2 separate regions of the Homo sapiens genome follow, and region 2 is linked to region 1. Evidence: read pairs that join two places in POLR2A ChIA-PET (ENCODE). Cell type or tissue: A673. All regions are shown on one strand. Each heading gives the region's core, and the rest is flanking DNA. Links, peaks and the distances in the headings are about the cores only.

Evidence for each region. Peaks named below come from ENCODE experiments on the same cell type or tissue, not always from the same donor. Only the 100,000 strongest peaks of a DNase experiment are listed, where the experiment ranks them.
Region 2: POLR2A ChIA-PET joins it to region 1 with 7 read pairs; 3 of 35 experiments call an interaction of 5 or more read pairs at or near these places.

What each region holds. Positions count from the first base shown.
Region 1 is chr5:5,401,062-5,406,446 of GRCh38, forward strand. The region is part of intron 2 of LOC101929200 (a long non-coding RNA gene); the gene reads right to left. Among named protein-coding and RNA genes, the nearest start is that of ICE1, 19 kb to the right of the region's middle. In A673, for the core only: no CTCF peak of the experiment used is centred there; a DNase peak (open chromatin) is centred at 2,870; H3K27ac peaks cover 1,820 bases.
Region 2 is chr5:5,160,766-5,166,150 of GRCh38, forward strand. The region is part of intron 3 of ADAMTS16 (ADAM metallopeptidase with thrombospondin type 1 motif 16); the gene reads left to right. The region is part of intron 1 of ADAMTS16-AS1 (ADAMTS16 antisense RNA 1); the gene reads right to left. Among named protein-coding and RNA genes, the nearest start is that of ADAMTS16-AS1, 13 kb to the right of the region's middle. In A673, for the core only: no CTCF peak of the experiment used is centred there; no DNase peak of the experiment used is centred there.

The sequences.
Region 1 (5,385 bases), core at 298-5,297:
CATTATATATGCAATGACCTCAACACAGGGGAAAGTCTTGTTGCCCTCATTTTATGACGTGTGAATAAAGACCCTCTTCAAAGGTTATGTGGCCACGGCCACACAGTAAGAGGTTGTGTCCTAAGAGTCTCCGTCTTTGCATCACGCCTTGCACATTTCTAGAAGTCAAGTATTTCTAGAAGGCAAGCCCCTTAGCTTCTGCTCCGCTTACTGTTACACTGTGCTGCGTTTGCACAGTATGTACATACAAATCCACACGCTGGCATGAATCATCCACTGTAGTCTGTGCGTTTTTATTTCTGTCTCATAGAAAAAAAGAAATCCATCCCTAGAAAGGTTTCTTCCTTGGAAGTCCAAATTGTTATACAAATCTCTTCCATGCCCTTCCCTGACTTCCCAAAAAGCTCAATATTCTTGCTTCCCAAATTCCTTCCCTGCAACTTAAAGACCCCTGAAACCCACTTTTACATAATCTTTCCTTATTACTCCCTAGACAATCTTCCTTGCAGCCATATGCTGATACACACCTCCCTTCATTAAGCCAATATTTTTATGCCAGGTGCCCTTGCCAAAATTGTTCCGTCTCCCCTGGGAATGCGCTAACTCTAATGGCTCAGTTCTTGGCAATCCTGTCTTAGCCTCCAGCTCTGAATTCAAGGCCTATCTCCTCTGTGAAGTATGCCTGGATGTCCGGTGAAAAGTCCTGCCCTGACCCTGCCCTGCTACCCCTGCGCCTCTGTCATTGTGCTCAGGGGAGAGCATCATAACTCGCAAGGGGCTCACCTGGCCAGTATGTGAACACCCTGAGGACAGGGAGTATATCTTCGCCACCTCTACTTCCCCAGAGCAGTGCCTGGCCTGGAGCAGATGTTTAGCTTGTTCGATAAATTAGGATCGAATAGGAATGTGTTGATTTCTAACACAAACCCTTACTTTTCTGGGAAGATGTTTAGATGAGGAAATCATGTACTTTATTCCTATAACATACGGGAGTTTCATCAATCTAGTGGGATATAGGAGTTTCCCCTCAAAAACAACAACAACAAAAAATAGTAAAACTTTGGATAAGTGAATTGAAAACATAAACTCTGGCAGAAACAAGGATTTTTTTCTTCTTTTCTAAATTAGTACCACTTGGTTCAAGGACAAAAGGTCACCTTTGTCAAGTTCAAAATTTATCGGATTTCTTTTGCTTCTCTCAAATTTTAGATCCGTGACTTAAACATACTTCATGAGGAAAGTTACACTGGTCTCTTCATGTTGCTGTTTATCAGAGGAAAGAGACGCTTTACAAACAATGCTGCACTTCACAGGACTCCTGATAAATGAGTCAACAGATTTACTCCCATTTGGGGGGCAGGAAATCTCAGATACAAGTGAAAAAACATTTTATGCACAGAAGACACGCATAACTGAGCTGATATTAGAACACACAGTATTTACCATCACCCTCCAGGGTTGATTGCGTGAGCTGTTTCCCCATCCATGATTCCCAAATGTCCCTTCAGTTGAATAATTATGGATTAAACCCTGCTTTACGAATCGATTTGTAATATGCATTGTGTATGACACAGTGATAATCTGAGTTCTCAGGATTTATAACCTACACATTAAAAGAATATAGAACAGTTTAAGAGCTAACAAACCAAAAACAAAACAAAACAAAAAAACACATAAAAACAAAAACATCCAAGAGATAGCACAAGGCAGTGTGAGATTGAATGCATGGCTCAGTTCTTTTCTAAATCCTGCAGGCGTTCACAGGACAGAGTGGTTATTCTGAGCTAGATAAATGAGGGGCAAATCATGGGAAAGGTGGGTCCTGAGCAGGAAGTCAAAGGTGGCAGAATTTGGGCAGATGAAGGTAGCCAGTCAGCACTCTCCAGGAGGGAGATGTTTGGAATGAGGGCACAGCTAGAATGATCTGCTGCATGACAGGGGGCTGAGAGTTGGTATAATGTACCAATCAGTAATAAGGCTTCAAAGACGTGCGGGAAGCAGAGGGGAGGCTGCTAACTCCATACTATGGTGTTGGGGGCTTTGTCTTGTAGTTTACCTTAGTGACTGGGTTTTTAAAACAATAAAATAACATGCTTATTTTTGTTTTGTTGTTTTGCTTTGTCTTGAGACAGGGTCTCACTCTCTTGCCCAAGCAGGAGTAGAGTGGCACCATCATAGCTCACTGCAGCCTCAAACTCCTGGGCTCAAGTGATCCTCCTGCCTCAGCTTCCCAAGTAGCTGGGACTAGACGTGTGTGCTACCATGCCCAGTTGATTATTTTTTGTATTTTTTGTAGAGATGGGGGTCTCACCGTGTTGTCCAGTCTGGCCTCAAACTGCTGGCATAGAGCAATCTCCCTGCCTTAGCTTCCCAAAGTGCTGGGATTACAGATGTGAGCCACTGTGTCCAGTTCTCTTTTTTTTTTTTTAAGAAAATGAATGTGTCAAAGCTCTAAAAGCTCTAAAAGAATGCGGAATGGGATGAGTGAAGCCACATCATAGATGAGTAGGTGATGCTGGGTATACCTGTGTGGTCATGGAGCCTGCCTGTGCTGGGAGTGAGGCAGTAGGGAGGAGAAGAAAGAGAATTTCAGAGAAGGCATGAAGAAAACAGTCAGCAGAGAGCTGACAGGGAGAATGAGCTATCATTGATAGAAAGGAGGAAGATAAACTGAGAAACCAGCTTGGGAAAAATCGAGAGTTCATATGTAGTTTTTGTGTCTTCTTCCAAAGCACTGGAAGAAAGTATCCAAGCCATACTCAGGCTAAGAAGCAAGAAGCAGGAATCACTAGCTATCTTAAATAGCTCTGCATTAATAGCTTAATGCATTCTCTGCATTAAGCTACTCTTAACAGGAAGCGCACACAGCAGGGATGGGCCAACTCAGCCTTAAAGAGGCAAAGCCCATGTTGTGGAACTCATGTTTAATCTTCATCCCTGACACCATGGCCGTCTTATTCCTGAACTCACTGGGAAAACACAGATGGCATAAGAAAAGGCTGCCTGACCTTCACAGGCTGGTCATCTCCCCACGTGGTTCCTGAAACACTTATCTGAAATTGATGTCCTTTGGTTAAGAATCATAAAAAACATAAAGAATCATAAAGAACACAAGTATCCTATATTCTGTGCTTATGCCTCTTCTAGAGAACTTTTTGTCACTGATTCTCCAGGGTTATTTCTTTCAGGTCTTCAAGTATCCAACCTGCCATCGACTTCCTATGAATCAGTTGTGAGCTATACATCTGGACGTGTATCCTTCCAAAAAAAAAATAAGACATTTCATATTCTGCTCGATTTCTTCCCTTGGGAGAAATTCCCTTTACTACTCTTCTGTCGGAGCAAACCTGGGAAGAGCTGCAGAAATCCCTCATGAGCTGTTACCAGCATACCATGCAGAACCTTCTGTAAACTAGCATCAACATTTGTTTTCCTCAGGCAATCAAGGGAGGCCACAGTTGAGGGCTGGTTAAAAGAGAGACACCTGTGCGTCATTGGTGGGCATGCTGAGAGATGAGTCTCTGGATCACGCTTACGCTCAGCCTCACATATGCCACTTTCATTCCACCCCGTGCTGTTATAAAAGTCAAATTGTGTGACTCATGATTTAGATCTTATGGTCACTTAATGTCCCATAGTTAGGCATCTGGTCTCTACCAGGGCCCAGGAGCAACAAAGAGCCATTTCAGAAAAAAAAAAATGTTGTAATTATTTTCCAAAAAAGCATTACTAGGTGATATGGTTTGGATTTGTGTCCCCCGGCCAAACCTCATGTCAAATGGTAATCTCCAGCGTTGGAGGAGGGTCTGGTAGGAGGTGACTGGATCATGGGGGCAGATCTCCCGCTTGCTGTTCTCCTGATAGTGAGTTCTTGCAAGATCTGGTTGTTTAAGAGTGTGCAGCGCCTCCTCCTTCTCTTTTTCCCTCCTGCTCTAGCCCATGTAAGATGGGCCTGCTTGCCCGCTGCCTTCTGCCATGATTGTAAGTTTCCTGAGGCCTCCATAGCCATGCTTCCTGTGCAGCCTGGGGAACCATGAGCCAATTAAACCTCTTTTCTTTATCAATTACCCAGTCTCAGGTAGTTCTTTATAGCAGTGTGAGAATGGACTAAGACACTAGGCTTGCAATAGTTTCCATGAAGCATCTCGTCCTTCCTCTTGCATCAGCTGGGATACCAGATAGCAGATCTCATTGCCCTCTCTTGCTTCAAGCTCTCCTTAAAACTGTATTTTCAAGGTACTCAATAAGTGGGTCAGCACAGCATACCTAAAGGAGGTATACCCTGCCTCCAACATCAGATTAAAAAAAAAAAGGCTGACCAAATAAAAAAGGAGCATTGAGTTTCATTTCAATATCAGATGGAATGAAAGTTTAATGCTTATTTTTTAGTTATAGGGTGTCAAATAACAACAACTGACTTTCACTCCCCACAGTTGGGTTACATCTGGCCTAGCAGAAACTCCAAAGTTTTGGTGGCCCTTGCAAATTTTCATTGGGCTTTCATCTCCCCTGCTCTATCTTACATGTGATTGCCAGGATATTTCTGGCTTACCTAGTTCAATAAGTATGATGTCATCAAGAAATTGAACCAATATACTGCCCTGTTGAATGGGAAGGTAATCAAGTTCCTTAGGGCTAAATTGTGATAGAGAATAAGAATGCTGGTATCTAGCGAAAGTAAAAGACTCCAGAATATCTGATACATTTTGCCCAAACTCATGTTCCTTTTACCCTGGCTTAACATCTTTATAATATATGACAAGACATATTACCTAGCATCTTCTGTAATTCAATATGAATAAATGTAAATTAATATAAATAAATATAAACAAATTGTAACGCATTGTAAGTACATTGACGAGTAACTCCTTTCTTCCTGAGTCAGATTCTGTACTGTGCCTCTGGGGTATGCGGGGATCTGATTATAACTATAGGTGTAGAGGCTGTGGGGGAGGTAGAAATTGGTATGAGAAGAACCGTCCTTTCTTCCAAGGTAACTACATTAGGTGTCGGTAGGTTTGGCCTCATCAAAGGAGGAGCCTCTGTTAGCAGGAGAAGCTCTGAAGTCCTCATTCCCTTGTCTCCTATTCTCACTCCTAACCAAAACATTTCCTATATTTGCTAAAGAAGACCTGGTGAACGAAGTTCTGAATCAACTTACACTGTAATTCAGTCATGTGCATGATTGGCCTCCATTTGGGAGTTTTGGCGAAATCTGGCCAGCAGCTACAAGAGATAAGCAATCATTTAGGACTTAGAGGCTTGTCACTGGACATACCTTGAACTGAGAATGTAAACCCCTGAGCTGGAATTTTCTTTCTTTGAACGCTTCAGTTTGGTCATGAGCAGCTGGCCCCCGCCCTCCTTAGAGTCCTCATTCTCACT
Region 2 (5,385 bases), core at 310-5,309, 240 kb before region 1:
AAAAAAACCAGCTTTACTTGACCTCAGGCCTAAGTTACATGTGTGCACCATTGGCTGAGAACTGGCAAACCCAGCTTTTAGTCCCACCAGAGAGGACAAGTGCCCTGGGAGCCCTGTGCCTTTATGTGTATACAAAAAACACAGTGTTCGATAGATTTGGGCACATTTGTCTTAAAGTGTTAACTATCTTAGAATAATTTGCTAATCTCACAGATTGCAATTTAAATGTAAAAATATCTTAAAAGCCCATACCTTAGTAATCACATTATTGAGTGTCAGCTTTCAGTTACATATACACTAGTTTATTACCTATATTTTTGTATGCACATGGCATTATCTATACTATGATAAAATCAAGAGTTATCTGTTCTATCCAACAGACATATGCAACTATGAAGGCCAAGCATATTAAGTACGTTTTGACATTGTATCACATTCCATTGTACAGTTTGCAGATTCATCCTGTTATTTGGCAATTATTCACAGTTTAGATTTCACCTTCATCTTCTGCACTCTAAAATGGATTAGAGTTGGATACTTTCAAGAGGTCATTTTTGTTTGATCTTGATTTCAAAGTCAACAACAACCAACTTCTTTCTCCAGTTTCCACCTTTCATCCACCCTTTGTCAATGGTGTGGCTGACTCCAGGCTCTGTCATGGGATAAGGGGACATAACACAGCTGTCCTAGATACAATGCACATATGGGTGAAACTGTAGAGTCGATAAGTATAATGGACAGTTAATTATCATGTTGGGCAAAATATCAGTAGATACGTAGATGTGTCAGAAGAGTCTGGTTGCTGTTGCCACCATGTGTGGTTGGATGCTGTGGATAATTTCTTTTGTGATGAGCTAAATTTCCAAATTTCCATACTGTCTTAATTCACCTTCCATTCACAGGTCCTTTCCACTATTTTTCTCTTCACATTAATACCATTCTTGTAGCCCACATTCACAGCCCTTACCTAGAAGAGTAGCTTCTGATGCACTCAATAATATATTTTCTATCATAGGAAGAGCAGACACATTCTTTGACCTGCTTCATTTATGTGGGTCTTCAGAAATGGTTCTTCTGCTCCCTGTAACTAGATAATGGCTGGGGCAGGGGACAGGGACTGTGAAAGTTTTATGCAAAGGGCATTATTTATCTTACTGTTCTTTTTCAACACACATATCCCTTTTCTCCAACTCCCAAACCAAAGCTTGGGAGAAAAACGTTTTCTCATCTTTAGTGTACCCCAGTACCAAGGCATACTTGTAATCTAATTTCCATACTTGGTTGTTATGGAGCAAGCCTATGGTGAATTCTGCTTTATTACGATAGACGTATGCATGTTAAAGTATGTGCCAGTGATATAATTTGAATAGTTTCCAATAAAATCTGAAAATGTACCCATTATAAGTCGGGAAAATAATTGATATTGAAACAAGCACCTACTGTATGCCAGGCATTTAAAAAATTATTTTAGGCAGATTCATTACAGGAGCTACTATTGCATTTAATTATATTAACATTATGAGAAACATTTTTATTCCTATTTTATTTAAGGGAAATCTGCCAATCAGACCCATTATCTAACCTGCCAAAAGTTGACATCTAACAAGGGTGAGAGCCCGGAAACCACAGCATGGCTATGGGATCTCAGTGTAAAGGCTGAGCATTTGACCAGGCATCCGTTATCTCCTCCCAGGAACATTCCCATGAGCATCCTTGGAGTCTAATTGATTGTTTGGGCAACATTGGGTATTGGAGGGAAAAGAGGAACTTAGATGTACAAAGTCTGTGCTTTTAATCACTTTGGTGCATGCACGGGGAACAGCTCTGCAATTCTGTATGACCTTGCTGAGAAAGCCAGGATTCCTACAGAGAATTCTGGAGGGCTTCTTTAACTTTCATAGCTCTGGTGGCTATCAGCTCCCATGATTATATGATTGAGTGATGAAAGACCAGAGAGAGAGAGAAAAAGAGAGAGAGAGGAGAAGAGAAGAGAAGAGAGGAGAGGAGAGGAGAGGAGAGGAGAGGAAGAGAGAATATGGTAGACAGACAGAAAAACACATACATTTAAAGCATTTTTAGATCAAAAACTAATTGAAAGAAGCCTACAGAGATTTCCAGTCCTAGAGAGTGGATGGTCTCCTTAGTTCAGCTTGATTCACAGCTATCTGGAATTCTGCATTTATTGTGGACATAACAGCAATAGTTCCAACAGCATTATTTCCATTTAATGTGGCCAAGCCAAAAATGCTCGTGGAGAATTTACAGGAAGGTGACTTCAGGGAGCTTCGTGGTAACAGCCACCACTGCCTGACCAAAAAGGGTGAGGGTCTCACCTGCAAATTGCTGAGAGAATAGGTATTGGGGCATTTTTATTTATTTATTCACTTATTTTGTGGAGAAAAATATGTAACTTGCCAGGAACCATCCTTGTCAATGAGTGACAAGCATACACACTGCTATACAGTGATTTTAGAAAATTCTTTTTAGAAACCTTTTGTTTTGCTAAATTATTTTATTGGGTAACCTGAGCATAAATAACTTCACTGCCTGCTTTGGTTTGGCTGTGTCCCCACCCAAGTCTCATCTGAATTGTGGTTACCGCATCATCTGAAGATTATACAATTTGAGCTAGCATCCTGAAAGATCATTCATAACTTTTCTAATCCCCACAGGATTCTGACATGTATGAGAGTATATGCAGTCATATATACAACTGGGGCTGGAATTTATGAATGGTCAAATTTGGTAGCCACAGCAACAGATGTTTAAGGTAATGGCCTGGGGTGTTACATGTGTAAGGGAAGTCATGTAGAATATGAGTATTGGTACAAATTATCATCCTCAGGCCCTACAGTGCAAAAGCCATGATGAGGCCATGTCTTTAGTCTGTGTCAGTGAACTTAATGGATGGTTGTTGTACTCAGTATTGCTTTCGATATTTATCTATTTGCCATCAGAAAATTTTGGTGTCTAAGGTCAACTTGCTTGAGAGTAAGGAAATGTCAGTAATAACAAACTCCACTTAAAGTCAGATGGTGTCCTAGCAGTCCTTTGGATATGTGGTGGACACCCCACAACACCATGCTTTCCTGCAGAGGCCATGTCCTGCTCCCTGACTGCAGGGCTGAGGAGAAAAACAAACACAACAAACAGAGCACAGGGTGAACAGGAACTAGCCCTTTGTGATCCATGTGGTGTATCCCAGTGTTGAGTTTGTGAATCTTACTAAACATGTCCTTTATCACACCCCACCCACACCGGCTGAGGCAGAATATTTGGGGAAGGAAGATCTTCTGAGATGATTCCCACAGACAAGAGTTCTGAGTATCATGGGTAGATATGCAGAAGGCGGCAAACTCCATAGGTAACCTTCAACCTATCAGTCCCGTTTTCAGCGCAGATACATTCAGTTCCTGTTGTATGCCCGCAGCTGGGAACCCACAAGTGAAAATATCTCTGACCTTCCATTTCGGGCTGCCCTGTGCAGTGGCAGTGTGGAGGAGGCAGGAAACAACTGGTCTCAAATCATAGCTGCCTTTAGAGTGACGTTGCTGAAAGGGAAACAAAGACTCTTGTCCACAATCTTGCTGTGTTCTGCATAAGTCAAGGGGAGCGAGTTTGGCACATGACGCCTTCCTGGCACTGGCTGCAGTCTCTCAGCTTTCTTAGTTGCCTCTGTGTTCTTTTGTAAGGAATCTAGCCCTTCAGTCAGCCTTCTGAGTCTTTGTGCTGCACTGTTAGACTGATTCTCTTCCAAGGGCACTCTCTCTGAATGACAACAGCACAATGCCCTGGGCACCAAGGAAGCACCACGGTGTGGAGGAAGTGTCTGGAGTAGGAGCCCGCCAGCCCTGGGCTCACCGTGTCCTGGTCACCCTCCAGGGCTTCAGCTTTGTTCTGTTTTCTTTTTCCTTTTTTTCTTTTTTCTTGAGACAGAGTCTCACTCTGTCACCCAGGCTGGAGTGCAGTGGCACGATCTCAGCTCACTGCAAGCTCCACCTCCCAGGTTCACACCATTCTCCTGCCTCAGCCTCCCGAGTAGCTGGGACTACAGGCGCCCGCCACCACGCCCGGCTAATTTTTTGTATTTTTAGTAGAGACGGGGTTTTGCCATGTTAGTCAGGATGGTCTCGATCTCCTGACCTCATGACCCACCCTCCTTGGCCTAGCTTTGTTCTGTTTTCTAAATGCTTTATTGAGGTATGATTTACATAACTACCCCTCACCACTTGAAGTGCACAGTTCAGTAATTTTTTAGTAAATGTGGAGTTGTGCAACCTTCTTCACAGTTCAGTCTTAGATTATTTCCAGCACCCAGAAAGCACTCACATACCCCTTAGCAGTCACTCCAGCCCCACCCCAGCCCCAGCAACCACTCCTCTGCTTCCCACCTCCAGTGCCTTTTTTGGCCATTTCATAGAAATGGAATCACACAACACTGGGTCCTCTGCTCCGGCTTCTTTTGCCAAGTATAATGTGTTTGGATTCATCCATGTTGTGTCTATCAGTACTTCCCTCCTTTCCATTGCTCAGCGGCGCCCCATCGTATCCCACTGTGTTTATCCATTCACCAGTTAATGGACATTTGGATTGACCGAGCTTCAATGTGTTATCTACACAAATGCAGCTGCTAATCCCTACCTTGCAAATCTGTTCCAAGGATTATGGATAATATAATAATATGGTATAAAATACCTGGGACAGAGGCAGAGGTGTAGTAGGTGGTTAATAAGTGAATGCTATCCATGTTGGTATGACTAAGAGAAGAACTATTAATATTGTGTAACTTTCCTGGAAGCTGAACCCTAAAGAGCATCGTTGTGAGAGACTGGATATCAACAGCAAAACCGGTAGGAGAAGTACCACTAGTGTCAGAATTAAATAGAGAAAACAGCTGATTCATGAGCTAAGTGCCAACTTGATGAGCTCAGCATAGAATTTGCCTCAGGCTGGCAGCCTGCTGTGGCCAGAGGGAATGGAGCCATGGGGCCGCACACTGGGATGGAGTGAGTGTGAGTGCAAAAACATGGGTGAGTTCAGCAATGGCTTATAGGTCCAGGTGACAACCCCTCATGACCCATGGGCTCTGATGAGAAACACATGTGCGTGCCTGGCTTTCTCTCACCCCGCCTGCCAGTGTGGCCGCCTCCTCTGCCCTTACTCAGGCAATAGCTATCCTGAATCATCTGCGACTCCCTCGCACTGTCCTTAGCCTTTCGGTCATTTTCAACAGCACAGAGTCCTGCACCCACTTTATCTCCTGTCTTCCACAGGTCCCCATGCACTGCCTTTATTCTTTAAAAATATGTCCTGTAAACTTGATTGATAACTCTAAAATATCTCTTTTTTTGCCATCTTTGAAGTTTATTTAATCTACAGTCATCC